3 separate regions of the Mus musculus genome follow, and all the other regions are linked to region 2. A link is a loop called in an ENCODE intact Hi-C map of the cell type or tissue named here. Cell type or tissue: gastrocnemius. All regions are shown on one strand. Links, peaks and the distances in the headings refer to the core of each region. The heading gives the core; the rest is flanking DNA.

Region 1 (10,723 bases), core at 1,383-9,382, 130 kb after region 2:
AGTCTTGGAGAAAAAGCTTTTCCCAAATGATCAATGTGTGCACATGAAGAGCGGAGCAGATTGGCTCAAAGTCTGCACCAGCAAAGGTTTGAAGACAGACACGCTAAGCCTTTTATCCCATGCTGGCTATCTGTCAGTACCTATAGGTACAAGCAAAGAGTGTTTTTAGCAAGAGCAGCTTTCTACAAAATAATCTAGGTAACTCTTATCGTACCCACCCACTCAGAGGTGTAATCTACAAAGTCCCTGGGGGTTTTCATATCCAGCTTCTCAGAAGCGTTATCTACAGTGGGAGCTGAATACTGCATTGCTCGGGGTGTGGTCTCCAAAATCAGTGCTTTTAAAACATACCAAGAGTCCATGAGGATAGAGGGCTTATCCAGTTTTTGTTCAGTGACAATGGTCCTTTATTTTTCTTTATCGTGTATGTGTGTATGTGTGTGTGTCTGATTGTGTGTGTGTCCGTGTGTGTCTCTCTGTTTGGGTATGTCTCTCTCTGTCTCTCTGTGTCTCTCTTTCTGTCTCTCTGTGTCTGTCTGTCTGTCTGTCTGTCTGTCTATCTCTGTGGTCTGTGTGTCTGTGTATGTCTCTCTGTGTGTACATGGGTTTATGTGTGTCTGTGTGTCTCTGTGTATGGACATCTTGAACTCTACCAGTTTTATCTCAGCCCTGTCATGGCAGCCTCCTAGCCGGTGGACATTCTGACCTCATGGTCTAATCAGCAGTTCTGTGACAAAGCTGTTGAGAGCACTGGACAGAGCCTGGAGCCAACGCATACTGTGTTTTGAGCAGTAACACAGTTTATTTGCCTTTTGTCCCCTGTGGCAGTCCTGAGCTGGTTCAGACATCTGTTTTAAGCAGAAACTCTGGGTCCGAGGAGAACTCTGATTCTCTGGGGCTTTGGGAGGGGCCGCTGACTGGCCAGTGGTTCCCAAAGGAGCTGCCCTGTTCTGTCACCCAGATATAGTGCAGGAAAACTCAGCTTTCCCCACATCCTCAATGATTCTTGTTATGTCTGTCTTGGCTGTGGCAGTCTCCATGATAGGTAGCTTGTTGTGGTTTTGATTGACATTTCCTTGATGGCCAACTTCTGTCTCCTTCATGTCCAGGTCATAAATCCTGGGACAACCTTTCCTTATTTGGAACTACTAACTTAACCCCTCTCTCTCTTCTCTCTGTCTCTGGCTCTCTCTCCCCCCTCTCTTTCTCTGTCCCTCTCAATCTCTCTCTCTGTCTCCTCTGTCTCTCTCTATTTCTCTGTCTCTGTCTCTCTCCAAGATTTATCTGTTCATGCATTTTAAGTATTTAAGTATTCTGTCATCATACATACCAGAAGAGAGACTCAGACCCCATTACCTATGGTTGTGAGCATCATGTGGTTACTGGGAATTAAACTCTAGACCTCTGGAAGAAGAGACAGTGCTTTAAACCATTGAGCCATCTCTCCAGATCCCTCTCCCCGCTTTTAAATTTCAGTGGGAAAAGATGACTGAGGCATCCCCAGAGCATGCCTGAAAGGAGCCTTTCCATGGAGACAATTATTTACCGGCTTTGAAGCACTGCAAAGCCCCAGTGTTCTGATCTCTAATAATCACAGAGACGGGGTAGTTACATGACAACACCTATGCATGGGAATAAAAGTGGGGTGAAGATATATTTATTCAATGTACACTTAGTCATAGTTAAAGAAGCACGTTAAAGAGGCCGAGGAGACCGTGCCTGCATGAGATGCTGAGTTCAGTTCCCAGTACCCACGTAGTAAGATGGTTGTGCAGTCATAATCCCAGCTCTTGGGAGGCAGAGAGATCCCAGGGGATCACTGCCCAAATTGGCAAGTCCCATGTCCAATGAGGAAATGTGACTCAGAAAGGAAGACAGGTTGACTCTTGGGGAACAACAAACACCATGCTTTGTCCAAGCACATGGCCCCAAGCAGTCATGGACAGTGGCCTCTGACCCCATTTGTGAAACAAATTGAGTTTCCTATTGTACTGGCTAGTTTTGTGTCAACTTGACACAGCTGGAGTTATCACAGAGAAAGGAGCTTCAGTTGAGGAAATGCCTCCATGAGATCCAACTGTAAGGCATTTTCTCAATTAGTGATCAAGGGGGAAAGGCCCCTTGTGGGTGGGACCATTTCTGGGCTGGTAGTCTTGGGTTCTATAAGAGAGCAGGCTGAGCAAGCCAGGTGAGGCAAGCCAGTAAAGAACATCCCTCCATGGCCTCTGCATCAGCTCCTGCTCCCTGACCTGCTTGAGCTCCAGTCCTGACTTCCTTTGGTGATGAACAGCAACATGGAAGTATAAGCCGAATAAACCCTTTCCTCCCCAACTTGCTTCTTGGTCATGATGTTTGTGCAGGAATAGAAACTCTGACTAAGACACCTATCTATGACAAAACACCCGGCAGAAACAACTCAGAGGAAAGATACGGCTTCAGAGGGTCAAGTCCACTGTGGTGGGGCGGAGCTGGCAGGGCTGAGCAGCTCCTCCGGGAGCACGGAGAGGAGAAATGCTATGCTCCCACTGCCTGGGGCTCCCCCATTGTGGGATGCTTCCACCCACACTCACAGTGAGCTTCCCACTTCTGTTGGTCCTCTCTGGAAAGGCCCCCAGCTGTGCCTCCTATCCAAGTGAGTCTGTCACATTTAGGGACGGCAGGAAAAGTGACAGTCCAGTGGTAAATGTTGACCTGATGGAAAGCCACAGGAGTAAATATGACATTCCTCTACCTACAATCAGTAGTGTACTAGCTAGTTTTGTGTCAACTTGACACAGCTGGAGTTATCACAGAGAAAGGAGCTTCAGTTGAGGAAATGACTCCATGAGATGCAATTGTAAGGCATTTTCTCAATTAGTGATCAAGGGGGAAAGGCCCCTTGTGGGTGGGACCATCTCAGGGCTGGTAGTCTTGGTTCTATAAGAAAGCAGGCTGAGCAAGCCAGGTGAGGCAAGCCAGTAAAGAACATCCCTCCATGGCCTCTGCATCAGCTCCTGCTCCCTGACCTGCTTGAGTTCCAGTCCTGACTTCCTTTGGTGATGAACAGCAGCATGGAAGTGTAAGCCGAATAAACCCTTTCCTCCCCAACTTGCTTCTTGGTCATGATGTTTGTGCAGGAATAGAAACCCTGACTAAGACAAATAGCTTTTCTTTTCTTTCAGAATAATATGTGTGTGTGTGTGTGTATGTGTATTCATTTTTGACAAATAATTTTCATTGCCAATCTACCATTGTTAGGGATGAAAATCCAACAGATTCCTAACAGGCAAGTTGAAAAACCAATAATAAACAACAACAATAAACTGACTCTAAGGCAAGGTGGTGTGTAAAAACACCTTAACGGGTGAGGGAACAAGGCAAAAACGCAAACACAAATAATTAAGATGCAAAACAAAATAAATGTTAAATGAAAAACTGTCTCATGTGAGAAAAAAATACAACCATAAACCAAAACTCTCAACACTTGGTTGGGTCCAGCACGTGGGAGGTAGAGGTTCCAAATCCCAGGCCAGAAACAAAACAAAACAAAACAAAAATCCCAAATGGGCATGATGGGGCCAGGGGGATCAGGAGTTGGAGGTCACCCTTAGCTACGTTAAGTCTGGGGCTATCCTAGGGTACATGAGCCCTCTCAGTAAAAGAAAAAAGAAAGCTGCAGCCAAACATCTGGAGAGTTGGGAGTCAGGTATAGCCCTGCAGAGTCTGAAAATGGCCCTCTCTATAGATTCAGGAACCCATGGTGATTGGTTCATTGTGTGACTTGCCATCTCCACCTTGGTACCCAGGTTTCCAGGTAGAGACTGAGAGCTTCCTCTAGACTGCCAGAGCTGCCAGCATCCTGGGGACGTCAGCGTCTAAGGAGGACTGCCTCTGGACCCTGAGCTTGTGACACTAATAAAGGCAGCTGTGCTCCCTGACCGGAGGGAAGGTCTCCTCTGGACACTGTAGGAATGCTGGGCTCTCCGTCCTTGCTTCAGGCAGCGGTGATGAAATATCTTGTAATGGTGGAATGGGAGGCTGGGCTGGATTCCTGCTTGTATCTGCATCAAAGGAGCCAAGTCTCAACGTGCCCTTTCAGGTGAAGCCTGGTTGGTGGCCAGGGCCTTACAAGCCTCACCACCAGGCTAGGGATAGGAAAACATTTGGAAGTGTTTCATTAGCTCTAATTGCTGCTCCCAGCTGTAGCTTGATGTTGATAACCTTGGACATGACAGGTGAGGATACAGAGGTTCCTTGACTATATCCCAGGGCAGGTGTTGATACGTATATTGCATAGCAAAGGAAGCCTAGGCTCAGAGAGGTCTAGGCACCCATACAGACAAATGTGAAGAGCTGGCTTCAGAGGTCAGCTCTTTGCCCACACCCAGTGCCCCAGGCAGTGGTATGCAGCCAGGGAGAGGACTTGTGCGCTCTGGACTTGATGAGCCAGCAGCCTTCTGAGCTCCGGAGTTCAGAAAACTTATATGGATTAGTGCAACCAATCCTCATCACTTGTGGCTGGCTCAAGGGACATGGGACAGTTACTGTATCCTTGGCCACTAAGAGCCACTTCTGAGCCAGAAAGGAAGCTATGCTGATTGTGCCCATGAGGACATTCTAGCTAGAGCAGGGCAGGTTAGTGATGTCTAGGGGGCCCTCTAGTGGTCAAGAGAGCAAAGCTCTCACTACTTCCAAGCTGGGAGTCCAGGTTCAGATCAAAATTATAACAACCCCATTAGGCAAGAGCTGAACGTCAAAGAGAATCAGGCCCCATGGTAGGGGTCAGACAATGTCAGATACACTCCTCTCACCCAGCGCCTCCAAAAAACCATGGCAGTGGGCTTCACTGGGTACCCTTGGGAAGCAAGAGTGTTTGCACTACCAAGTGTCCTCTGCTCCTGGAGAGGGTGAGACTAGTGCCGCAGATGTCACTGAATGGATATGGTGTGCCTTACCTGAAGTTGGGGGAGAGGCCAAGCCCCTGCTGGCTTGGGCATGGGGAAGAGTTAGTTATACAGGTGCGAACATATCTGTATCCCTCTTGTCTATGCCCTTTGCTGGACAGTGAAGGGGCCATTCCACAGAATAGGAAACTGGGGTCTAAACACTTGGTGGATAACTGTGGGGTCATGGAAGTACAGCCATCCATCTGTCTCCTTTCCCATCTTTGGACTCTTGCCTTCAGAATGCCAGCAACCCCAGGCATCCTGTGGCTTGCCCTGGCTATCCATCACATCCTCTAAATATGCCACCGCCTAAACACTCACCCCACAAGCCTGTGAGTGGCAAGAAAGGTCATTTCCATTTGACAAACAGTTGATGCTGCTTACCTGGACTCTAGAGACCCTCTACTGGGATCCCAGCTGCCCCAGGCTCCCTGCTATCCAGGTCAGTATTGTGAAACTCACTTTGACCAGCAGGGGGTGGCATGTACTCAGAGATAACACCCAGTATCCAGCATTATGTCCGGCAGAATCCACAGGCTGGTGAAGTACCAAGCCTTCACCCATCCCAGGCTCCAAGAGGGCCTGAGGAGCAAGGAGAGAGGTGCACACAAGTGAAAGGCAAGCTGATGGTCCACAGCCAGACGATGCCATGCCTGCGAACACAAAAAAGACTCCACCTTGTAAGAGATCTGTATGTTAGCCCTGTTCTGCCCAGGTGGTGTGTTTAACCAGCAGGCAGAGCTACCCAGGATGGGATGGACGAAGGCTGATAAGCTTGGGAACCGAATATTCAGCATGTAATGGCTGCCCAAGTGTTATTAGACGCGTTCTCACGACCGGCCAGGAAGAACACCACAGACCAGAATCTTCTGCGGCAAAGCTTTATTCTTACATCTTCAGGAGCCAGGGTGCAGGAAGCAAGAGAGCAAGAAGCAAGAGAGAGAGAAAACGAAACCCCGTCCCTCTTAAGGAGCATTCTCCTTCGCCTCGGACGTGTCACTCCTTGATTGGCTGCAGCCCATCGGCCGAGTTGACGTCACGGGGAAGGCAGAGCACAAGTAGTCATAAGATACCCTTGGCACATGCGCAGATTATTTGTTTACCACTTAGAACACAGCTGTCAGCGCCATCTTGTAACGGCGAATGTGGGCGCGGCTCCCAACATCTCCCCCTATCCTTTTAATAAGAGCAAATAGGCCACCCATATTAATGAGAGTGGAGATAGAGGTCAAATCCCCAGTGTGTAGGTAAAGGAGCCATGTACAGGATTAGCTCTTAGGCTCACAGGCTTTTACCCAGAGCAACCCTGACCTGCTCCCGTGTCGTTTTGCCTGGGGGAAGGGAACTAGGACACTGAACCTTCATGAAAGATGACATGTCTCCCTAGAATAGGCTCATATATGCCGCAGAGCCTTTCCATTGCAGTGCTTAGCCTTGCAACTCTCTCGGGCTGCTGAAGCACACTCACTCTATCCCGTGCAATGAGTCTAGCCTCATGGGATATAAGAGCTGAGTGGCCAGCGACCTATTGCCTAAGCATAGATAACCATATATCAGGGGGAGCACCATGTTCTAGAGCTGCAAGCGCCTGGGCAATAACCACCTTGTCTCTCCTAGTTTGGGCCTTAAGCTTACAGACCAATCAAAGAAGCAACACTAATCCACAGCAAAGTGTATCTCCAAATAATATTAATCCCACCCATTTTTTAAAGAAGGAAAATGCTGAGGAGATCCAATTGGGTAATCCTTTGGTCAGGGACAGGTCCAAGCGCGTGGAGTTGACCTGAAGTCTCAATTCCCGAAGGATCTGTTCAAATTCAGCCATCCAATTCTGTAACATATACTGAAAAAGACTTTTTGACAAATTAGCTGCCCTAGTAAATTTAACATACTGAATGGAAATAACACACAATCCCGGAAACTTTTGTTCACATCCCAGCTGAGTTATTTGTCATAATACATCTAGTTGTATCTGGACAAGATCTATGAGTTGATTAACCAGCATGAGACCTCTCTGTATCTTGACATTAGCTGAGGCCTGTTCATCTATGACTGTAGTCACTGAGGCTGACAAAGTGTTAATGGTGTCAGTCGTCTGGACCTGTCCAGACAGAGCCAAGGCTGTCTGAATCAAGGCCAAACCCAGTTCCTAGTTAGTGGTAAAAAAGCAGGAGAATACTTGAGCATTATACATCACCATCATTGGGAGTGGAAATGTCGACATTATCCCCCAACGCTGCTCTCTCTTTATTATTGACGCCCTGGACATCACCAAGACGAGGGACATTAGTATTCCCTTGGTCAGTCTGGATTTTTCGGGTGAGTCTTTCTGGTACCCAAAATGGGTTGTCTTCATTCTGTGGGAAAACACAGATAGCTCCCCTGGATCTTATCAAAATAGGATCCGGGCCATACCATTTATTATCAAGGACATTTTTCCATTTAACCATCTCATTGGGCCTATCTGGCTCTGAACAATGACGTTCAGCCGCAGTATGGCCATGAACATCAATATTTAAAAAATTGAGTGTAAAGAGTGCCATAGACACCGACACTCTTGGTGCTCGGGGTACAGTCTCCTCAAAAGTTCCCCTCTTCTGTTTTATAAGATAGGCTTTGAGGGTGCGATGCGCACGCTCAACAATACCCTGTCCTTGAGGGTTGTATGGAAGTCCAGTCAGGTGGGTCACGTCCATCTGACGGCAGAACTGTTGGAATTTTTGAGACGTATAAGCTGGTCCATTATCAGTCTTAAGGAGTCTGGGTTTCCCCCAAGCACTCCATGCCTCAAGGCAATGTTGAATCACATGTGAGGCTTTTTCTCCGGTTAACGGAGAAGCAAACATGATGCCAGAACATGTGTCAATGGACACATGGAGATATTGAAGTTTTCCAAAGGAAGAAACATGTGTAACATCCATTTGCCAGACCTGTAGAGGTCGAATACCGCGTGGGTTAATTCCCACATGAGGAACTGGCAAGAACTCACAGCAGCTTTGACATTGAGTAACAATGTCACGGGCTTCTTTTCTTGTCAAGGAGAAACGACTGCGTAATGTTTCAGCCGTCACATGAAAATTGTTATGAAAATTTTTTGCAGCCTCTACCGGGGATGATAGGGCAGCAGCCACCACTTTAGTGGCCTTATCTGCCAAATCATTTCCCAGAGCCATGGGGCCAGGTAGGCCTGAATGGGCTCTAACATGAGTAATATAAACAGGAAATCTTCTAGATAACAAAACTAATTGTATCTGCTGAAAAATATTGGCAACTCTACTGGAAGGCTTAATCACTCCAGCCACTTCTAAAAGATTTACTGCATTAACCACATAACAGGAATCTGACACAATATTAAGGGGTTCTAAAAAGGTTTTTAAAACTTCTAAGACCACTAAACATTCTACCACTTGAGGTGAATTTTCATTATATTGTTTGGATACCACTTTACCATTAGCCACATAGGCACCTATGCCAGTTTTTGATCCATCAGTATATACCACAATCCCATTTTTAAGTGGGTTTCTTACTGTTATTTGTGGAAACACAACAGATTGATTTTGGGCAAACTGTAAGATTGGATGCTTTGGATAATGGTTATCTATTTTTCCTGAAAAGGAGGTAACTAAAACTGCCCAATCATTAGATGTGGCTGCCAAGGTTTGAACCTGTGCAGCGGTATAAGGTACAATTAAAAGATATGGACTTTGCCCAAAGTGGGTGATTGCTGCTTTTAGACCTTTAAGGGCAAGCTGTGCAATTGCATCAGGATACCAATCTATTATTTTAGCTGGGGATACGTTTGGATGGATCCACAACAATGGCCCATTCTGCCACAAAACTGCAGTTGGCAATTGTGCTGTCTTAAAGACACACAAACTGAAAGGCTGCGAATCCTCAATACGTTGTAATTGTGCATTCTGTAAGGCATTTTCCACCTTTTGTAAGGCCTGGTTAGCAGCTAGAGTAAGAGTCCTAGGGGAGGAGATATGAGGATCTCCTTCTAAAATACCAAACAAAGGCCTTAACTCAGCGGAAGGAATCTTTAAAAAAGGTCTAAGCCAATTAATATCTCCCAACAGCTTTTGAAAATCATTTAAGGTATGGAGGTGATCTCTTCTTATCTCTACCTTTTGGGGCACAATCTTATCTGGGGACACCACAGAGCCCAAGAATTGTCCTGTATCAGAAATTTGGACCTTTTCTGTGGCTATCTGTAAACCCCACCGACTTAAAGTTTTAAGTAGAAAAGGATATGCCTTTTGTAGCATGGTAAGGTCTTTATGGCACAGGAGGATGTCATCCATGTAAAGGAGCAAAATTAAAGAGGGGAATTGTTCCCTCACTGGCAAAAGAGCTTCTTGTACATAAAGTTGACACATAGTAGGACTATTGGACATTCCCTGTGGTAAGACCTTCCATTGATACCTCTTATCAGGTTCCATGTGATTAATAGAGGGGATGGTAAAGGCAAATCTGGGCCTATCCCTTGGACACAAAGGTATAGAAAAGAAACAATCTTTAATATCTATAATAATTAAATTCCAGCCACGTGGTAAGGCGGAAAGTACAGGGAGACCCCTCTGTACTGGGCCAAATAAGTTCATTTGCTCATTAATGGCTCTGAGGTCATGGAGCAGTCTCCACTTTCCTGACTTTTTCTTAATTACAAAAATTGGAGTATTCCAAGGTGAGGTAGAGGGTTCAATATGGCCTAGTTTTAATTGTTCCTCTACCAGTTGAATCACAGCTTCCAGTTTTTCAGAGGATAGGTGCCATTGAGGAACCCACACTGGGTCCCCTGTTTTCCATGGTATGGGTCGTGCTGCCCCAATGGCCGCTAAGGAAAACCCAGACCCTGTCTGTCTTGGTTTCCATTAGGTGAGATGGGCTCTATCCTTCCCTGTTCTTGATGTCCTAACCCTTTTCCTTCTTTATAACCCATCTTTGCCATGATATTTTTTGCTTTAGTTGAATACCCTCCCGATGGGGTGTTTTCATTGGACAAAATAAGGCCCAAATGCTGCATAATATCCCTTCCCCAGAGGTTAACCGGGAGTGGGAGCACATAAGGTATGAATTTCCCTTGCTGCCCTTCAGAGGATTCCCACGTCAAGGCAATGGAGCTTATAGTGGGACATGATTGATATCCTAGGCCCTGTAATGAATGAGATGACTCTGTGGTGGGCCATGCTTTGGGCCACCAATGTGTAGAGATTATACTTTTATCTGCTCCGGTATCAAGGATGCCTTCAAACTCTTTTCCATTAATCTTAAGGCGGAGCTTAGGTCTATCATTTAAAGATACAACCAAATAGGCAGAATCATTTCCTGAGGAGCCCATTTTCTTTATCTCAGGTCCTGCAGATTTCTCCCTGGTATTATCAGGGAGGAGCAGCAGCTGAGCTATCCTATCTCCTTTACTAATAGAAAAAACGCCTTTAGGGCTTGAGCACAGGACCTGTATTTCAGGGGAATGTTGACAATCCATAACTCCAGGGTGGACTACTAAGCCCTGCAAGGTGAGTGAACCCCGGCCGAGAATAAGGCCCATGGTTCCCGGGGGCAAGGATGGTATAGGCTCCACCGGCACCGGCTGAATACTCATTTGAGGCATTAATAGGAAGTCGGAGGCGGCACGCAGGTCCACCCTTGTGGGTCTTCCTGGGTCGCCTCTCTGACTGCTTCCTGGGTCCTGACAAACCGGTTCCCATATCTTTGAGGGCCCTGGGACCGAGGGCCCGATGACCCGTTTTTTGGCACATCAGTTGATTGACTATCAGGTGGGGGAAGGACTCTGC
Region 2 (10,723 bases), core at 1,665-9,664:
CTCAGATTTTGTGGCCAGAATGACAGAGGCAGGCTCTTGCAGCCTACAAGGTCTTATTGTCCACCCTGGAGTTGTAGATCAGGATTATAAAGGGGAACTTCAGGTTCTCTGTTCTTGTCCTCAAGTTGTCTTTTCTATATCACAAGGGGATAGAATAGCTCAACTAATAATTTTGCCAAGCCTACATGGCTGTTTTTTCCTTCCTCTGGTATTCCTTGAGCTGCCAGAGGGATTGGTTCTACTGAAAATGATTCTGATTACTTAATAATGCCTTTAGATTGTTGTCAAATTTTATCTACTCACGTAGGGGTAAACCCTCGTGGCGTCAGGCCATTACAGGTCTGACAAATAGATGTCACGCATATTTCCTCCTTTGAGAGAAATCAATATTTACATGTTTAGATAAGAAGAGATCACCTCCATACCTTAAATGATTTTCAAAAGCTGTTGGGAGATATTAATTGGCTCAGACCTTTTTTAAAGATTCCTTCCGCTGAGTTAAGGCCTTTGTTTGGTATTTTAGAAGGAGATCCTCATATCTCCTCCCCTAGGGCTCTTACTCTAGCTGCTAACCAGGCCTTACAAAAAGTGGAAAAAGCCTTACAGAATGCACAATTACAACGTATTGAGGATTCGCAGCCTTTCAGTTTGTGTGTCTTTAAGACAGCACAATTGCCAACCGCAGTTTTGTGGCAGAATGGGCCATTGTTGTGGATCCATCCAAACGTATCCCCAGCTAAAATAATAGATTGGTATCCTGATGCAATTGCACAGCTTGCCCTTAAAGGCCTAAAAGCAGCAATCACCCACTTTGGGCGAAGTCCATATCTTTTAATTGTACCTTATACCGCTACACAGGTTCAAACCTTGGCAGCCACATCTAATGATTGGGCAGTTTTAGTTACCTCCTTTTCAGGAAAAATAGATAACCATTATCCAAAGCATCCAATTTTACAGTTTGCCCAAAATCAATCTGTTGTGTTTCCACAAATAACAGTAAGAAACCCACTTAAAAATGGGATTGTGGTATATACTGATGGATCAAAAACTGGCATAGGTGCCTATGTGGCTAATGGTAAAGTGGTATCCAAACAATATAATGAAAATTCACCTCAAGTGGTAGAATGTTTAGTGGTTTTAGAAGTTTTAAAAACCTTTTTAGAACCCCTTAATATTGTGTCAGATTCCTGTTATGTGGTTAATGCAGTAAATCTTTTAGAAGTGGCTGGAGTGATTAAGCCTTCCAGTAGAGTTGCCAATATTTTTCAGCAGATACAATTAGTTTTGTTATCTAGAAGATCTCCTGTTTATATTACTCATGTTAGAGCCCATTCAGGCCTACCTGGCCCCATGGCTCTGGGAAACGATTTGGCAGATAAGGCCACTAAAGTGGTGGCTGCTGCCCTATCATCCCCGGTAGAGGCTGCAAGAAATTTTCATAATAATTTTCATGTGACGGCTGAAACATTACGCAGTCGTTTCTCCCTGACAAGAAAAGAAGCCCGTGACATTGTTACTCAATGTCAAAGCTGCTGTGAGTTCTTGCCAGTTCCTCATGTGGGAATTAACCCACGCGGTATTCGACCTCTACAGGTCTGGCAAATGGATGTTACACATGTTTCTTCCTTTGGAAAACTTCAATATCTCCATGTGTCCATTGACACATGTTCTGGCATCATGTTTGCTTCTCCTTTAACCGGAGAAAAAGCCTCACATGTGATTCAACATTGCCTTGAGGCATGGAGTGCTTGGGGGAAACCTAAACTCCTTAAGACTGATAATGGACCAGCTTACACATCTCAAAAATTCCAGCAGTTCTGCCGTCAGATGGACGTAACCCACCTGACTGGACTTCCATACAACCCTCAAGGACAGGGTATTGTTGAGCGTGCGCATCGCACCCTCAAATCCTATCTATTAAAACAGAAAGGGGGAATCGAGACTCTACCCCGAGTACCAAGAGTGTCTGTGTCTATGGCACTCTTTACACTCAATTTTTTAAATATTGATGCTCATGGCCATACTGCGGCTGAACGTCATTGTTCAGAGCCAGATAGGCCCAATGAGATGGTTAAATGGAAAAATGTCCTTGATAATAAATGGTATGGCCCGGATCCTATCTTGATAAGATCCAGGGGAGCTGTCTGTGTTTTCCCACAGAATGAAGACAACCCATTTTGGATACCAGAAAGACTCACCCGAAAAATCCAGACTGACCAAGGGAATACTGATGTCCCTCGTCTTGGTGATGTCCAGGGCGTCAATAATAAAGAGAGAGCAGCGTTGGGGGATAATGTCGACATTTCCACTCCCAATGACGGTGATGTATAATGCTCAAGTATTCCCCTGCTTTTTTACCACTAACTAGGAACTGGGTTTGGCCTTGATTCAGACAGCCTTGGCTCTGTCTGGACAGGTCCAGACGACTGACACCATTAACACTTTGTCAGCCTCAGTGACTACAGTCATAGATAAACAGGCCTCAGCTAATGTCAAGATACAGGGTGGCCTCATGCTGGTTAATCAACTCATAGATCTTGTCCAGAAACAACTAGATGTATTATGGCAAATAGCTCAGCTGGGATGTGAACAAAAGTTTCCGGGATTGTGTGTTACTTCCATTCAGTATGAGAAATTTACTAGGGCAGCTAATTTGTCAAAAAGTCTTTTTCAGTATATGTTACAGAATTGGACGGCTGAATTTGAACAGATCCTTCGGGAATTGAGACTTCAGGTCAACTCCACGCGCTTGGACCTGTCCCTGACCAAAGGATTACCCAATTGGATCTCCTCAGCATTTTCCTTCTTTAAAGAATGGGTGGGATTGATATTATTTGGAGATACACTTTGCTGTGGATTAGTGTTGCTTCTTTGGTTGGACTGTAAGCTTAAGGCCCAAACTAGGAGAGACAAGGTGGTTATTGCCCAGGCACTTGCAGTACTAGAACATGGTGCTTCCCCTGATTTTATATGCTTAGGCAATAGGTCGCTGGCCACTCAGCTCTTGCACCACCACGAGGCTAGTCTCATTGCACGGAATAGAGTGAGTGTGCTTCAGCAGCCCGAGAGAGTTGCACGGCTAAGCACTGCAGTAGAAGGGCTCTGCGGCATATGAGCCTATTCTAGGGAGACATGTCATCTTTCAAGAAGGTTGAGTGTCCAAGTGTCCTTCTCTCCAGGCAAAACGACACGGGAGCAGGTCAGGGTTGCTCTGGGTAAAAGCCTGTGAGCCTAAGAGCTAATCCTGTACATGGCTCCTTTACCTGCACACTGGGGATTTGACCTCTATCTCCACTCTCATTAATATGGGTGGCCTATTGCTCTTATTAAAAGGAAAGGGGGAATTGTTGGGAGCCACCCCACATTCGCTGTCACAAGATGGCGCTGACATCCTGTGTTCTAAGTGGTAAACAAATAATCTGCGCATGTGCCAGGGTAGGTCTCCGCCCCATGTACTCTGCCTTTCCCGTGATGTCAACTCGGCCATGGGCTGCAGCCAATCAGGGAGTGATGCGTCTGAGGCAAAAAAAGATAACTCTCCGAAATAAGGACAGGGGTTTCGCTTTCGTTTTGGGGATGATGAGGGGCTTTCGTTCTTGGGGCTTGGGGCTTGCGCTCCGGCTCCTGAAGATGTAAGCAATAAAGTTTTGCCGCAGAAGATTCTGGTTGTTGTGTTCTTCCTGGCCGGGCGTGAGAACGCGTTTTTAAGAGTCAACCATTCTCCAAAATGGCGACCTCAGACAAAGGCAGGCAGGCCTTCTCATAGGGGACTGAGAGAACTGTCTAGAAGGATTAAGTCATCTAACATTTCATTGGTGGGTGCTAGGGGATCACAAGAGGTCAGTGGTCTGCATTCCCATGTCATGCATGTTTAATCACAGGATGAACTAGGGCTGCCCAGTGCAGGTGGCCCATTCTGAGATAAGATATTTCCCCATCTTAGTGGCTGTCCCTAGGCTGTTCTTTGGGAGGGGGTTTTATGATCTTGTTCTGGATTTTATGGTCTGTTCCTGGAGCTGGTGTCTTAGGGCTTAGTTTCTGGGATTTATGGTCTGTTCCCGGAGCTGGTGCCTTACAGTCATTTTTGAAGTCATGCCTGGTCCTTACATGGAGACAAATGGGGTCTATGTCGTCCTTTCAAACCTTGGTTGCCATTTCTCAGGAACCAACCATCTTGTCTTTTGAGACAGGGTCTGCTAATGGGATCTGGGGCTCTCAGCATTTAAGCTAGGCTGGCTGGCCTGCACTGAGAGCCCCTGGTCTCTCTCTTCCCTGCACTGGGATTATAAGCAGATGACATCACACTCAGCTTTTTATATGAATGCTGGAGATCTGAACTCAGGTCCTCATGTTTGCACTTTACCAACTGAGCTATCCCCTCAGAAAAAAATCTTATCCCAAGCTTTCGATCACAGTTTCAGTGTCCAAGTGAGCATGCTCAGATCAGAGTCTGATCTCTGTTTTTTTTTAAAAAGATATTTAAAAAATTCTTTTTATTTCATTTCATTTCTTTTTCATTAATTTATTTATTCACTTTACATCCTGGTAATAGCCCTCTCCCTCCTCTCTTCCCAGTCTCACCCTCCTCTTCCTCTCCCCATTATCTTCTCTTCCCTTCTCTTCAGAGAAGGGAAAGCCCTCTTTGTATACCAACCAGCCCTGGAACACCAAGTCACAGCAGGTGCTAAGTATATCCTCTCCCGCCGCGTGTGGGAAGCCCCACCAGGCAATCCAGCTAGGGGAAGGAGATCCAATGGCAGGCAGCAGAGTCAGAGACAGCCCATGCTCCAGTTGTTTGGGGACCCACATGATGACCAAGCTGCACATCTGCGACAAATGTGTAGGGGAATTTTATTTTATGTGTATGAATGTTTCGTCTACATGCATGTCTGTGCACCATGTATGTGCCTGGTGCCCACAGAGGCCAGAGGACATAAAAATCCCCTGAAACTGGAGCTACAGACAGCTGTTAGGTATCATGCAGTTGCTGGGAATTGAAACAGGGTTTTCTGGGAGTGTGATAGGTCCTCTTAACCACATAGCCCCAAGTTAGTGATATGTTTGTTTGTTTGTTTGTTTGTTTCGAGACCGGGTTTCTCTGTGTAGCCCTGGCTGTCCTGGAAGAAACCACTCTCTCAGTCATTAATGACACTTTCCATTTCCCCTGAGTGGTCTAGCTTGTGTGACAATTTATATGTGACTCTCCTATAATAACTAAGGAACTTAAGGTGTACCAAGAACTCCTTAAATAGCTTAAGAAGCCATTCTGACCTAAAATGCAGGAGAATCCTAGGGGCCTACAGGCCTTCCCTATGTGAGACAAGAAGAGGAAACAGGACATTGCTTCTGTGAGGTAGTCAACCCCTTTGCTCTGGCTTCTGTAAACCTGCTTATGGCTCTGGGACTGGGATGAGGCGGACCCTTTCCCTCTGTACAGTGGGATGAGAAACAACTGAGAGGAGGAAAGCCAGTTCTTCCCCCAGCTGTGGGTTCCACCAAGCATGAGATAACTGTGATGCCCACTGCTGATGTCCATCTTTGTAAACCCTTCCTTTAGCCACTCCTTGGCAAGGCAATCTTTTGATTTGGCTCTAAGGCTGCCATCCAAGGCTGTGATTCTGTTAGTGGTAGCAATCAACTGATTTAATCTGAATTCAGATTTAGTCTAATTCATAGTTTTTCCCCCAAGTGGATACGAGCTCCACACCAGCTAGGAGCACCCTTTGAACTTAGGGTCCCTTATATTTGCAGGATTTCCCCCAGGAAACCTAATTGCTGAATATGAATTAATTATTTCCCATGCTGAAATTAATTCTGGTGTTTAAATTTTCGTGCCCCCCCCCCCAAAAAAAAACAAAAACAAAAAACTTTTACTTTTTTGCCACACCCCTTCGTTTCAGAGATTATGACAGAGGAATTTGTCACTCCACATCAATTTTTCTAGTCTTTATTTTCAGTCAGAGGGCTGGGCTTGTAGCTCAGTAATAGAGCATGTGTACCACCATCAAAAAAGTAATTAAAAAAAAAAAAGCTACATCTGGTGGCATAAACATCCGAGGGACAAGCCCTCACCTAGAGCCTCGATGGCCTCCATGCTCATCTTTCACTGGCCACCTCTCTGGAGAGCTAAGACCCCAGCCTCAGGACCGCTTTCCTTCCTCCGCCCATTGCTCCCAGTCGCGTCCCTTCCCGGCCGCCGTAGAGCAAGCGACGCGGGAGTTCGGCAGTCGCGTCGCCTAGGCAACGGCTCGGCGGCGGGCTGCGGGCGCCAGGCGGCCCCGGGGAGGCGCTCGCGCCGGCGGCCGGGGCTCTACGAGGCGACAAGGCGGCAGGTAAGCGGCGGTAGAGCGGGTGAACGTGACCCGGAGAGGAGCGGTCCGCCGGGCGACCGGCGAGGAACGGGTCGCGGGGACGCCAGGCAAGGACAGAGGGCCGGACCTTTGTCCCTTGGGCCCGCGAGCTGGCGCCTGCGACGCCCTCTGACCCCGGCCGAGTTCGGGTGGGTGCGCTTTCCGCTTTTATTCCTATGTATCTCTGGAGCCTCACTCGAAAGTTTTCCTTTTAAATAGTAATTTTTAAAAAGCTCCTATTTTATGAGGGTTGGTCGCGGAGTAGCTAGGAACTGAAGAGAACGTCTGCGTGTGTCGCTCTTCGTTGGTGGTGGTGGTGGGAGGTCGGCGAGATCGGACTTATTTCTGAGTCAGTTTTCTCACCTGCACAATGGGGATAATAATACCTGTCTTATAAGATGATCAAAACGTGTTTTTATATTTAAAATCCTCACTACATGGGCGCTTTTCTTGTTACTACTACGAGGAGCATCATTGAGTATTTATTGAGAACCAGGGCCTGGGCTGATCGCCAGCGGTTTAAAAAAAAAAAAAAGTGAATGAGACGTCTTGTCCTTAGGGAACTCCACTCCTGCCCGTAGGAAACTGACCTATGGACTGGTTTTTGGTGTAATTTGAGCTATGGTTTTACACGTACAGGAAGCTGAATGCAGTGGAGGCTGTTGTAGACCTTCAGAGGTGATCAGAGAGAGAGGATTACACTAGAAGGTTACTTCCAAAAGGAGGTATGTAGCTTGCCTTTTGTCTTGGCCAGAAGACTAGTCTGGTGTGTGTGCCTAGTGTTAGGAAAACGGTGCCTTGAGGAGACAGCCAAACTTCTAGAGACTCTCCCAAGAATTTCAGGCTGGAAGGGAGTCCAAAAGGTAGCAAGAGTGTCTACTTGATGTTTGAAGGATAAGCCTCGGCTCTTCTTGACAGACTTTTTTTAGGGTCGGAGGTGGCGTTATGGGTAAAGTTTTAGGATGTTTGCTTTTTATTTTTTGTGAACCCTCAAGGGATTTGTTTGTTTTAATACAGGATTTTGTGGCCTACAGTCTGGTCTTGATTAATGCTGCTGTGTAGCTGAGGCTTTGCCTTGAACTCCTGACTCTCATGTCTCTGCTCCTGAGTTTGTGAGCTTGCAGAGGCGTCTAATTAGAAGCGGGTGAGCGTGTGCGCATGCGCTTCCGCGATTCTATGCGCGCCCTTGATCAGAAGTAGACCTCTCACCCTCTTTGGTCTCCTTGCTATTATTTTTTGCTTTGCAGCCAGTTCTTTATGGCGATTCAAAACAAAAAAAAAAACAGATATTGACAATTATCTTAGACCTTTTTTTCATTATTAAAACTACATACTCGCTTTAGCAAGATTAGAGGTTTCGGGGCAGGCGAGATGGCTCAGTGGTTAAGAGCACCGACTGATCTTCTGAAGGTTCTGAGTTCAAATCCCAGCAATCATCTGTAATGAGATACGATGCCCTCTTCTGGTGTGTCTGAAGACAGCTACAGTGTACTTACATATAACAATAAATCTTTAAAAAGAGAGAGAGAGAAGAGGTTTCTTTAGCTTACAGTTCTGGAGATTCTTGGAGCCCACTTCTGACCATGTTCTTTTTATGGCAGAGTCCTGAGAGGGCTCAGCTTGTTGAGCATATCACAAGATGGGGAGTTCAAGGGTTCCTCTTTTTGTGATGTGGGGGTCGAAGAGACCCTTGTCCACAGCAGGCAGGGGTACTGCCTCAGAGCTGTTTACCCATGACCTTCTCTCAGGCAGTTCCAGGATCCAGTTACAACCTCTGACCTTATCTGATGCTGCCTTCTTCCTCTGGACACTATGTCAGTGTGGTTTCCCCTGTCTTCACTCACCATCTGAAGCAGAAATGTCAGCATGTGAACCCTTGGGACGTGCACACAAACTACATCTAACCCATAGGAAGTGTGAGGTGCCAGGCACTGGGCAGAGCTGGATGAGAAAGCTGGTTCTTATCGTGGAGATCAGGGCCTAGTTGGGAAATTAGGCTGGCAGTGGCAGTGTAATGGGAGGTGTTGCTGGGTGTTTCTGATCAGGTGAATACAATCTAGTCTGGAGGTTGGGGGAGGGAGTAGTGAGAATTAGCTCTATCTGGAGAGATGGTGAGAATGGAAAAAGACAGTATTTTACAATATTGAAAAGCAATGTCAAGCCGGGCATGGTGGCACACGCCTTTCATCCCAGCACTCGGGAGGCAGAGGCAGAGGCAGGTGGATTTCTGAGTTCGAGACCAGCCTGGTCTACAAAGTGAGTTCCAGGACATCCAGGGCTATACAGAGAAACCCTGTCTCAAAACAAAACAAAACAAAACAAAAGCAATGTCACTGAGCCCAGCGTGGCACCTGCCTGTCTTTCCAGCAGTTGGAGGTGGAGGCAGGAGGACCAAGAGTTTAAGCCCTGGCTCCAGAACAAGTTCAAGGCTAGGCTGGGCTGAATGAGACCTCATCTCAGCATGCACATGCACACACAAGTTTATTTGTGAATTTGTTTATTTTGAGACCTTGTTTTGTAGGTCAAGCTGGCCTAAAACGTACAGTGGCTCCTCTGCCTCTGCCTCCAGAGTACTAGAATTAAAGGTGTGCTACCACACTGGGCAGTATTAGTGTGTTTATGGAGGTGAAAGCAGTTCACTTCAGCTCCAAGAGGAATGTCAGTGCTGAGCAGCTGTGGTGCTTCACACCTGCAATCCAGAACTCAGAGGCTGAAGCAGGAGGGTCAGGAGTACGGGGCCAGCCTGGACTCCATAGCCAGGCCCTGTGTCAACGAAACAACCCGCTCTCTTCCCCCAAACCCCAATAATACTGGAAGATAATGAGAGATTTTTAAAGGCCCAGGCTGCTGCTTTGCAGTCTTGGAAGAACCATTCATTTAGGTGACACCAAGAAGAAATGGCTCTGGAAGTAAGAGGAAACCAAGAATGTGTGGTCAGGTGGCCAGCAGCTGCAATTAAAGTCAGAAGGTTCCATCTGAATAAATCAGTTCCAAGGTCACTAGAGCCCTGACTGAGCAGATGTGGCGAAATGGCGGGGGTGGAATCTCTAATGTCCCAGCTTCCAAAGCTTCAGTGTAATGGATCAGTGGGAAGAGGTAAGAGTGGGATGTGAGAAGACAGAGCGGAGGCAGCTCCCTGCAGGGTGGCTGTGGAGGGAGGGGGAGGCTGGAGCCCGACTGAGAGTAAGGGAAGGGTTTTCTTTAAAGCATGGGAGACAACTTAACTGCAGTTGGCACAGAGCTGGTGGGAGGAAAGGCTGAGAAGACCTGGGAGTGGAAGGGAAATGCGATAGCACAGCCGTCTCAGGAAGGCAGGAGTGGAGAGGCTCAGGCAGAGAGGTTGGTTATTGCCAACAGAAGTGCACCAGTGGCAGGCACCAACCACAGACAAAAGGTGTTCGTGTGGAGCGCAAACGATGCTCTCGTTATTGGCAGGTAGCAGGATATTTCAAACTAGTCTATGAAGTGCTTGTCATGCACTAATCTCAATATAACCTTGTCGTATGGGGCAGGTTTCTAGGGGTTGAACTGAGTGCCTTGTGGGTTCTAGGCAAGCACTCTATAATCCCTCAATGATATAATCATTATAAAACCTTTATGAGACAGGTTCTGTTATGATCATCGGTTTATGGATGAAACTATGGTAAAATGCTTACCCCAGATCAGGGTATATTTGGGTTCTGTGTTTTAGTTTGCTGAGGAGTCCAGACTCATTGTGTGTGTGGTGCGTGCACCTGTGTGTGCAGGTGTGACGTTCTACTCCATCACTCTCTGTCTTTCACTGAACCTAGAGTTAGGTTGGCAGCAGCAAGCCCCAGGGATCCCCTTTCCTCCATCCTCCATAGTGCTGGGGCTACAGGCACGCACAGCCATGCTTATTTCATGTACGTGTATATGTATGTATGTAGGTATGTATGTGTGTGTGTATGTGTATATATACCTGTATATGTAGCTGGACTTGTGGGCACCATGTGGCTGCTGAGACTGAAACCTGGGTCCTGAGTAGAGTAGCGGCTGCTGTAACCTGAGCATCCCTCAGCCCTGTGGTCTACTTTCCTGTGGATGCTGGAGGTTCCAAGCTCAGGTCCTCCTGCTTGGGCAGCTCCCCACTCAGCTTTTACTCTTGGTCACAACCTGGATGCTGTCAGTTTATACTTTTTATATTATGTGCTGAGATAATTTGAGAAATAATTTAAAAATACTGGTGGTACATGGAAGGCAAAAGCAGGCAGATCTCCAAGTTAGAAGTCAGCCTGATCTACAGAACAAATTCCAGCATACCCAGGGCCACAGAGAGAAACCCCAGTCTTAAAATCCACACCCCCCCACCCCCACAAAAGAGGAAGAAAAGCAATTGTTGCTTCCCCAGAGGA
Region 3 (10,723 bases), core at 1,270-9,269, 55 kb before region 2:
AGTGCCAGGACAGCCAGGGCTACACAGAGAAACCCTGTCTCGAAAAACCAAAAAAAAAAAAAAAACCAAAATGGATCCAGAAATTCACGTTACATTTGGAGCTTAAAGAGAAGGCTCAAGAATGAAAAGCACCTGCTGCTCTTCTAGAAGACCTGGGATCTACCAGCACCCACGTGGTAGCTGTCAATCATCTACATCTCCAGCTCCAGGAAACCCAGTGCCACCTTCTGGCCTCTGAGGGTGCTGCATGGGCATACATGCAGGCAAAACACCCACAGGCAGAACATAAAAATAAAAAAATCTTTTTAAAAATGTCAAGACAAGCATAACAGTCATAACTGTAACCACCTTGGAGGTATGATAGGAGAATCAGGAATGCGGGGTCATCCTCAACTACATGTTAGTTCAAGATAGTCTGCGACACATGAGTATATCTCAAAAGCAACAATAATGACAATTAAATAAAAAAAAAATAGAGGGTCCAGCAAGATAGTTTGATCAGTGGAGATGCTTATTGCCAAGTCTGTGGACCTGGGCTTGACCTGGACTTGACCTGGGCTTGACCTGGACTTGACCTGGGCTTGACCTATGTTGGTAGAGAACTAACTCCTGTGAGTTGACCCCTGACCTCCACAAATGCACTGTGGTATGTGTGTGCTAACACACACACACAAAATAAGCAAACATAATTTTGAAAGAATATAGTTTGTTGTAGGGTGTATCGCTCATATCTGTAGTCGCAGAACTTGGGAGACAGAGGCAGGAGAACTGCTGTAAGTTTGAAGCTACCATGTTCTACACAGTGAGTTACAAGCTAGCCAGAGCTACAGAGCAAAACCCTGTCTCAAAAACAGGGGTGTAAATACCTGTGAGCTGCATGAATATGCTTATACATTGCTTTTAAAAAGAAAATAGTCCCTTGAGTCGTGCCACCATCTCCAATATAGACAGCTGAAGTAGATACAGCTGGAGACAGCTCTGGTGCTCCAAGCCATTGTGGCACACTGGCAAGGAAGCTCAGAGAGGCCAGGATGCAGGGAAAGCTGACCTTTGGTGACCTTCTGATCTGGAGCGGGTGATCACAGCTAGCAGACATTCCGAGTCCCAGTGGACCAGATCTCTGGACATCATTCCTTGGAGTTCCCAAGGGGCCCCTGCACAAGGCTCACAGCTCTCCTTGTGCACATGGCAACGGGTCCTTTCAATGTGATGTTCCAGATCGGTTACTTCTGGCTGTCCAAGACAGGCAACAATACAGAAACTCAAGTCTCTGCTCACCTATTTAATTGTAAACGTGGACAGCTTCTGGCCCTTCCTTGATCCAAGCCTGTCTTTCAACCTCTGAAACCAAAGAGACAAGCGTGGTATAGTCTCTAGAATGAAGTAAAATTTGCGACTACACTGACATTTGGACTTGACTCTCATCTCGGATCCTTTCTGAATTGGAATGTCCTATTCTGTAAAGACCATCTCTCCCATTGTTTTCAGTATAAGCATTATAAGGATATATATCTATATAGATATATATCACATATATATCATATATATTATATATCACATATATATTATATATAAACATATACAGAAGGATATATACATATATGGGTATATGTTACATATATACATGTATATTTAGATATATTATATGATATGAGCCTAGTGCCTCATTGTCTACAGCTGCTCAACATGAGAAAACTCTCCTGTTTTGTTTGTCTGACACCCTTCTGCCATCTCTAAACTTTCACTCAGGAAGGCTGACCATCCTCACCAAGCTCATCTCCCCCTACTGTCAGCATCTAGAAGTGCAGGCTGGGCTGCCAGGGCCACCGGTAAACTGTTCATCTGGAAGAGAGGTTTAATCTCAACACCTGGGCCAGCAGGGCTAAAGCTTTGCTCCAGAAGCCTCCTACTATTTGTGCAGCTTGAGAAAAGTTATTTTTGTCTTATGAGCTCATTTAATCAGCTTTTTTGTTTTGTTTTTGCTTCTGAAGACTATGTTAGTTACCTTTCTATTCCTGACAAAGCCACTTAAGAAGGGAAGAGTTGGTGGCCAGCAGTGGTGGCTCACACCTTTAATTCTGGCATTTGAGAGGAAGAGAGAAGTGGGTCTCTGTGAGTTCTAGGCTATCCCGGTCTATGTAGTGAGTTCCAGGATAGCCAGAGCTCCTGTCACAAACACACACACACACATACACACACACAGGAAGGAGGAAGAGTTTATTCAGGCTCACAATTCAGGGTACAGAGGCCATCATGAAAAGCAGCACTTAAGGTAGCCAGTCATATTGTGTTCCAGTCAGGAAGCTTAGTGAGAGAAGTGAACAAAGGCTGCTGCTTAGCTGCCTTTCTCCACAGTCCAGGATCCCAACCAGGGAATGATCCCAGCTAGTCTTCCCTATTCAGTGAGCCACAGTTAAGGCAAATTCCTATAGACATACCCAGATATCCACTTCACGGGTGATTCTAGAGCCTATGAATTTGACAGATAACACTAACCAGCCCAGGGATCCAGATGTTTGGGAGCCTGAATAGATTGGCCAACGTCATATAATTTGAATTAAGATTAGTAGATTTCGGTGGATGAATCATGTCCTGTCCCCTGAGATGTCCTCATCTTAGCCTCTGTAATTTGTAAATATCTCATGGGGTCAAAGAGATGTTATAGGTGTGCTTAAGGATCTTCAGATGGTGAGACTATTCCAGGTTCTCCCAATAATGGGCCCAATGTAACTGTAAACATTCTTATAAGTGAGAGGCAGGAAGCTGGAGGTGACGTGTCTCCTGATCTTTTCTACTCAAGAGGCTGAAGTGGGAGAACTGAAAGTTCAAGACCAACCTGAGTAAGTGTCTCAAAAACAAATCTTTGAAACAGGGTCTTACTCATGGTCCTGACTGGCCAGCTGACCTCAAACGCAGCTGAGGTTAAAGGCGTGCATCACGATGCCCAAATTTCTCAAATATTTGAACATGACTTTTGTAAGAGACATGAGCATTCACACTTATGATTCCAGGACTTCCAAATGTGACACAGAAGGATTGTGGACTTGAAGTCAGCCTAGATTACATCAAGTTCTCTCTCTCTCTCTCTCTCTCTCTCTCTCTCACTCACACACACACACAAAGAGAGAGAGAAAGAGAGAGAGAAAGAGAGAGAGGGAGAGAGAACACAGAGGGGGTATTCAGGACTCAGTCAGTTGCCGTTGTGACAACAGAAGCAAGATGTCGGAGTGATGTGGGGAAGACCATGGACCAAATAATACCAGTAGCTCAGTAGCTTCTGCAAGTTGGAAAAGAGAACCAGTACCCAGAGAGACAGCAGCCTTCCCAGCTCCCCGGTGTCTTTAGCAAAGCAACAAAATACATTTGTGTTATTTGAAGTCACTATGTAGTAATTTGTTATAAATGGAACAGGAAACTAACACTTAGATTTGGGCGGGGGGGGGGCGCGGACGGGGGACAGGACACCTATTTAAATGTGAGTTTCTGAGAAACAAACATTTCTAAAGTATGTGTCCCAAATGTTACATAAGGAACCTAGTCTTAAAAATAGACCTTTGTTTATCTGAAATTCAAATTTAACTGAGAGTTCTATATTTTATTTGGCAGCCTAGAAGCTGGTGACTGGAGAGAAGGGAGGACTGCAAGTCTCATGACTTGTAACCTGGGGTGGCGGCACACACTCACTGTCTCAGAAGACAAGGCGCAAGAGTCATGAGTTGGGGGCCAGCTGGTCTACAAAGGCACCCTCTATTAAAAACAAACAAAACAGATAAACATAACTCAGAATTCCCAGGGTACCTCGAACCCCTCTCACATATTTAGTTTGACATCTGGCAAAATCCATTGTGTCCTTATGTCCTTGAAGGTCACTTCCCACCACTCTAGGACTCCACTTATTCATAAGGTAGGGAAAGGATGAGGGACTTAAGGTTATCCCTTTGAATATGACATTTTCTTAGACCGACGAAATTTCTCTCTAGAAATGGTCTGTTGTCCTTATTCTACCTAAAAGAGATTTGCCTCGAAATTACAGTTGCACAAACCATGGGTATGTGTGGTGAGGCTAGTAAATGGGTCAGATGTGGAGTTAATAAACTCCTTTTCAAACTACTGCTGTCTCGAGACAACATTGTGAGCCCCAGAGCAGGAAACAAGTAGTTTCTGAGTCGGGGTCCAGGGCAAGAATCGTTATTCACGAAGAAATAGAGGCGAAGAGGCTAGTGCACTTGGCCAAAGCGGCTCAGCTGATGGCATACTGACACAGGCAGCCAGTCCAGACATCAGCTGAGGACAGAGTAGTTCTGCAAATGATAAGCCTGAGGTCTAGGTCTGAAGCTGGTTTCTGCATTGATTTGCCGCTTCTCTAGAGGTCACAGCAGGCAGGGGGATTGAAAAAAAAAAATATATATATATATATAAAATGAAAATAAATAAATAAAAAGACAATTTAATGAGAAAATGATGTAGAACACTAGGCATATGGCAGTGTGTTCCAGCTTCCCTCCCCGAGGCCTCAGTTTCCCCACCCGAAACCCAACTCAGCTGCACAGCCGGGGCCACCAGGTGGTGTCAAGCCCCAAGTCAGCACTACAAAGTTCACTCATGCGCATTCCCGGATGGGCGCCGCCTACACGCGGCTCGAGCGTCACTTCCGGCGCGAGGGCCGGGCCGGCCGGCCGGGGAGTGCGGGTCTGTTCTGCGCGCGCTGCCAGCCGAGGCTCCTGCCGCCGTGACCCGCGCTCCGCCCGCCGCCGGGCTGGTGAGTGCCCACGAGCCCGGGTGTGCGCCGAGGGGCCAGAGATAGGGACCGGAGAGGGCGAGATCGCCGGAAGTGGGCCAGAGGGGCGGGAGACCCCAGGAAATGGGGACACCTGGGGAGGGGGCGAAGACCGGAAGTAGGGGCCTTGGGACGCTGTCAGCGGCTCGCAGGTCTCTGGGGCTCCGAGAGAGATGGCTTCCTGCCTCCTGTTGTTGTGGACGAGAGGGGATGCCCCGGAGAGAGAGATGGCTCCAGGTGGGGAGGGTGTCAGGCTTTATTTCCTGTCCATCACGTCGTTGTCGAGGCTGACAGCCACTGCTGAGCCCTTGGGGATACAGCAGGAAGCTGCAGGTGGAAGATAGAGATGATGAGACCAGGGTGGGGCTTGACCCTTCTTCGCTCTGCCTCACTGGACAGGGCTTGCCGTACTTCCCCTGATGTTGACGGAGTGCTGTCGCGAGCCGGCACTGGGTCTTGTGGTGACTCCACAGGCAAGTTCTCTGGCCTGTAGTGATGATTCACATTGTAGGAGGTCAGTTCCCTCCTTTGTAAAGTGGCAACTGACGATAATCAGCACGCTCAGTTATTGTGAAGATGAAATGTGGAGCCGACAGTGTAGTTCAGTGGGAGAGTGGTGCCTTGCATGTGCAAGGCCCTGGGGTTTATCTCCAGCAACAAATGCCCAGGAAGAAATAAAGAAACAGATGTACAATGGGGAGCTTGATTCAAAGCAGAACCCTCAGCCTGTAGGACCTCTTTGCATCAGTCCATGATGTAAACCGCACGAGGCAAGGCGTTATTGTTTTCTGCTGTGTCCCTAGCATCTGTCAGCACAGTGCCTGACAGGTACAGGAGGCCATCAGTAATTCTTTGATAAATGACTGGGTGGGAACTGACCCAGAAGAGTTCCTTGTAGACACCTGTGACACTAAGTAAAAGTTTCTAAAGACGAATAGGAACCCAGGGCTGTAGAAACCTGGAGGAACTCACCCTGAGGAAGGGGGCGGGGGGGGGGGGGGATGGAGCGGGGATTTACAGACTAGATCCCATCGCAGTTGGGCCTTGGCAGCTAACATGGAGAGAAGCCTTCATGCAGAGAGTGTCAGATGTGTGAGATAGTCTAAGAATGTGGATTATTAGTTTGTCCTCCCTGGTAAATGGAGGAGAGAAAGGAGAGGGCCTTTGGGGCTAGTTCTATAGTCTGTGGCACCGCGGTCAATCTCAGGCAATGAATTAGGATTCTAGGCACCTACCTGTTGGAAACAAGTTGCCATGGAAACAGCCCAGGGCAGATCCCGTGAGATCAAGATTGTCCCATCCCTTGCTCAGCACACCTCTGTAAAAGTACATTAAAATAAAATATTTATGATGTGGGACCTATATGTCTTATAGCTTTTTAGGTGCTACATTCAGGTTAATGCACAAGACCTGACTATCACACACTGATTACCTACACACATGTCAAGAATGGGAGATGTGCTAGTCCACAGAGCTCACACCCAAGCAGCTCAGACAGTCAGGAGTCAGTTCACATACACTGTCCCCTCTCACCTGGATTGGTGAACTTTCTACACCAGTGGTTCCCAACCTGTGGGTCGCGATTCACAAAGAGCATTGGAAAATACAGATGCTGACATTGTGATTCATAACTAGCAAAATGATGAAGTAGCAATCGAAACACTTTGATGGCTGGGGTAACCGCAACATGAGCTGTATTAAAGGGTCACAGTGGTAGGGTGAGAACCTCGGCTCTAGGTCATCACTTCCCTGCGGTACATGTTTAAGATGAAAGTTACTTCTCACTGGTACTTTCTGCGATGTGTAGGTGCTCATGGCATGGTACACACCTGGAGCTCAGAGGTCAGCCTTGAGTCGGTTCTCTCCACTTTTACAGGGGTTTTGTAGATTTTGGAAAGTTCATTTCTATGGTTTGAACTCAGCCAGGCTGGGGCTTCAGGTGGGCCCGCCATTCCACACCCCTCATGCATACATGAGACAACCGAGTGGTCCTTTTGAGTAGAAATCGGATCATGTCAAACCAGCTCTGCCTTTCCTCTCTCAGCACAAAAATTTGAGGTTCTCACTGGCCTACAGCGTCCTGACCACTACCCGCCAGTAGGCCTCTGAATTCATCTACTTTCACCTTGCTTCCTTCACTGGGCTACACTGGGTGTCTGGCTTCTCAGAAAAGCCAGGCATTTTCAGATACCTTCACCCGACCATGGGATGTGTTTGGCATATCCTGTCTTCTCATTTTTGCTCAAGTGTTAACCTACGGGAGCCTTGCTGCCTGACTGCGTTATTTAAAATTGCAAACCTAATCCCACCTCCCACTCCTTCTTCATAATAAAGGAATGGCTATTATGGTTAGAAATGTCTCCTATCTCCACTGGGCTCAATGAAGTGGGAATTTTTTCTTTACACCTACAACCCCAGCACCTGGAAAACCAGGTGCATCCTAAGTATTTGAGATTTGTTGGATGCCTGTGTGTCATCCACTCAGGACTTAGGGTGAATCTGTGCGGGTTGAGATGAGCCGGAGGAAGAACATGCCATTGAGAGGGACCAGAATATGCACAGAATGAGGATATAGCTTTAGAGGTTGGAATCTGAGAGATGGAGTGGGCAACCCTGAGATTTGGAGGGAGTAGCCTGTTCGGCCACTGGCCGCAGTGGATCAGGAATTTAGCCAGGGCGTTACAGGTATGTACACGAACTCTGAGATGGCCCTGCTTTTCTTGTTGAGCGTGGGATGGAAGATCAGTGTCCTATGAACGGAGGCTTAGGCTCTGCAGCCAGGGAGTCCTGCGGCTAGCTTATTCCCAGGACACCTTGGGCAGCTGTCTTTTGTTTTCCATTCAGTAGTGAGTGAGTGCAGGCTTGCCCAATATCAAGCCCTAGTACCAACAGACGGACAGGCAGTGTGTCGAGTTTATTGGAGCGCCTGCATAAGCAAAGGGAAGGGAGATGACAAAGGAAGAGCCTTTGGTCTGTAATGCAGGTCTGGCCCCTGTGAAGGAGCTTTAGGCAGGAAGAATCTCTGAGAGCAGGCCAGGCCCTGGAAGAATCCAGCTAGAGAGACAGAGAACTTGAACCACCGTTGCCTCTTGGAGGTACCCACTTCTCTCTTGGCCACTCACTGACTGGGGGAATTGGAGGCTGTTTGTACAAAGCCTAGCCGTAAGTGGATAGTGCTGAAGGGACAACAGCCAGGCCCCTTGATTCTATGTCCTTAGCAGCAGATCTGACACATTTCTATGATCACTGTAGTAAGTTACATTGTAAAAATAAAATTCAAGCAAGCTGAACATGGTGTCACATGCCTGTGTAATCCCAGCATCTAGAGGCTGAGACATGAGGTCGGCAAGTTCTAGACCATGTTGAGCTACATAGTCTCAAAACAAACACCAGTATAGTTAAAAAAAATTCTCTTAAATGTCCAGTTGTTCAGATCTATTTCTTAGAGGTAACTGCTGATAAATTTTTTTTAATCTCCTTCCACACAAATCTGATTGTTTTCTGTATTCTCTTCTGGCTTTTTTCTCCTTCATGTCAATTCATGAAGATCTGTGTCTGACTGTCTCTTGGTCTGTCTGTCTGTCTGTCTGTCTGTCTCTCTCTCTCTCTCTCTCTCTCTCTCTGTGTGTGTATGTGTGATGTCAGTGTTGGGTGTCTTTATCAATTATTAATTCGGATGGGACAAGGTGGGGCATGTTTATGCCACAGTGTAGATATGGAGATCAGAGGACAACTCATGGGAGTCAGTTCCCTTCTTCCACCATGTATGTTCCAGACATCAAACTCCCATTGCTAGGCTTGCTGTCGGGTGCCTTCATTCACTGAGCCATCTTGCTGGCCTTCCAGCTTATTTTTTAAGACAGTCTAATAAGCTGGAGCTCACTTATTTCACGAGTCTGCTTGGCCAATGGGCTTCGGGGATCCTCCTGTCTCTACCCTCCGCTTCCCCAGCGCTGGAGCTACAGACGCACAGGCAGCTGTCCCTGGCATTTGTGTGGATACTGGGGACCAAAGCAGTGGTTCGCTCACTGAACTGTCTTCCAGCCTAGTCTTGAATCTCAGTACTGACAAACTGTTCTCTAAAAGAGTTCAGTGTATATTCTCACCAGTATTTTTTTTTTTTTTTGGTACTGGGTTTGAATCCCAGGGTTGCTTGCTGTTTGCATTCACATTTGTGTAATGAGCCTCTATTTAGACTCTTCCAAGAAGACATAGTGTCTCACTGTTGGATGTGACTTAGGTATGTGACTCAGATCACGACCATTCCTCCTAGGGACTCACCTCCCTGAGTTCACATCGGAAAACTTCCCGTCCCTCGGGGTCCCATGTAAGCCATGACTCACCTTAAAAAATTACATGCATACACATATATGTGAGTTCATGAATATATACATGCCAAGGTGTCCCTGGAGAGGGCACAGAAGACGAATGGGGTTAATTCTTTCAGCTTTCTGTGGGTTCTTGGGATCAGACTCTGGTCTTTAGGGTTGTGTGGCAAAAGTTACCTGTTGCACCATCAACTGACTCACTCTCTCTCTCTCTCTCTCTCTCTCTCTCTCTCTCTCTCTCTCTCTCTCTCTCCCCTCCCCCTCTAGAGGCAGGGTCTCTCTGTGTAATAGCTGTGGCTGTCCCAGAACTCACTTGTAGAGCAGGCTGGCCGTGAACTCATTTAGCTTCTCCTGCCTCTGCCTCCTGAGTGCCGGGATTAAAGGCACGCACCACCACCAGTGGCTTCACGCTTCACCTTCTTAATCTCACTTGTGGCCTGTGTGTCAGCAGGGACCCTGATAGCTAATGTCAGAAGAAAGTGACTCTCTGAGAACCAGCCCCTCTGTGGCCTCACTCTCCGAAAATGAGCTGCCACTGCCTCCACCGGACCCTCCCGGCTACGTGTGCTCCCTGACAGAAGACTTGGTCACCAAAGCCAGGGAAGAGCTGCAGGAGAAGCCCGAGTGGAGGCTGCGGGATGTGCAGGCCCTCCGAGACATGGTGCGGAAGGAGTACCCATACCTGAGCACGTCGCTGGACGATGCCTTCCTGTTGCGCTTTCTGAGGGCCCGAAAGTTTGATTATGACCGGGCCCTGCAGCTGCTGGTCAACTACCACGGCTGCAGGCGGAGCTGGCCAGAGGTCTTCAGCAACCTGAGGCCGTCAGCCCTGAAAGACGTTCTCAACTCTGGATTCCTTACAGTGCTGCCCCACACGGACCCCAGGGGCTGCCATGTCCTCTGCATCCGACCAGGTACTGGGGAACGTGTGCTCTCTCTGGGATGGGTCTTCACCCCGTTTCCTCTCATAGTCCCCTACTTCTTTGTTTTAGTGAAGGGTCTTTCCTTTTTGGTTTTAGCTTTTTTAAACAGCCCAGGCTGACCTCAGACTTACTGTGCAGCGGAGGATGACCTTGAACTCCTGACCCTCTTGCCTCTCCCTCCCAAGGGCTAAGATTTTAAGTATGTATCACTGTGGCTGGCTCCAAAGCTCTTTTGACTTTGACTACCTGAGGACAACAAGCCTTGACCTAATGAGGCAGAAACAGCTCCCAGATCTACTGCACCAAAGAACATGGACCCCAGGGCACGGGCCTCCAGCTCTGTCTGTGCTTGGCACAGATAGCTTCTTCATGCTTTTCCTCCAAAAGGCAGCAAAGCAAACTCTGGCCCCTCTCAGTTCTCAGGCCACCTGACTGCGCAGTGAGCTTCTGTCAATCAAACTCAAATTTCCTCAGGAGAGAGTGCGGTGGGTTCAGGAATCTGCTCTTGGCCACAGACACAGGCACGCCCTGCCCAGCCCCTCCCAGCGCCTCCTCTCAGTGGGCTGAGTACAGACAGGTCTAAGTGAGCCAGTGTGGGCTGGACAGAGCCTGGAAAGGCGCCTCTTCCCTGCCTCCCTCCCCCTCCTCTTCTCCGTTAGGTTAAACCTTGACAAGAATCACTATATTTTTACCCT

Evidence for each region. A loop is a pair of places that touch in the nucleus more often than their neighbours do. Peaks named below come from ENCODE experiments on the same cell type or tissue, not always from the same donor. Only the 100,000 strongest peaks of a DNase experiment are listed, where the experiment ranks them.
Region 1: it touches region 2 in a loop (2.9-fold over the local background); 3 of 42 quality-filtered maps call a loop at or near these places.
Region 3: it touches region 2 in a loop (5-fold over the local background); 6 of 42 quality-filtered maps call a loop at or near these places.

The regions. Positions count from the first base shown.
Region 1 is chr2:163,783,288-163,794,010 of GRCm38, forward strand. No RefSeq gene overlaps it. Among named protein-coding and RNA genes, the nearest start is that of Ccn5, 32 kb to the right of the region's middle. In gastrocnemius, for the core only: CTCF peaks have their summits at 4,655 (motif pointing left) and 5,376 (motif pointing right); DNase peaks (open chromatin) are centred at 4,625 and 5,397.
Region 2 is chr2:163,652,161-163,662,883 of GRCm38, forward strand. Pkig (protein kinase inhibitor, gamma) reads left to right here and starts at 6,226. Exons shown (of 4, transcript NM_001039391.2): 1 at 6,226-6,332. In gastrocnemius, for the core only: CTCF peaks have their summits at 3,354 (motif pointing right) and 6,294; DNase peaks (open chromatin) are centred at 6,231 and 6,842; H3K4me3 peaks cover 2,642 bases; H3K27ac peaks cover 3,753 bases.
Region 3 is chr2:163,597,656-163,608,378 of GRCm38, forward strand. It overlaps Ttpal (tocopherol (alpha) transfer protein-like), which reads left to right and starts at 4,659. Exons shown (of 5, transcript NM_181734.3): 1 at 4,659-4,759; 2 at 9,557-10,019. The coding sequence starts at 9,572. In gastrocnemius, for the core only: CTCF peaks have their summits at 1,795 (motif pointing left) and 4,546 (motif pointing right); DNase peaks (open chromatin) are centred at 1,798 and 4,653; H3K4me3 peaks cover 1,776 bases; H3K27ac peaks cover 2,823 bases.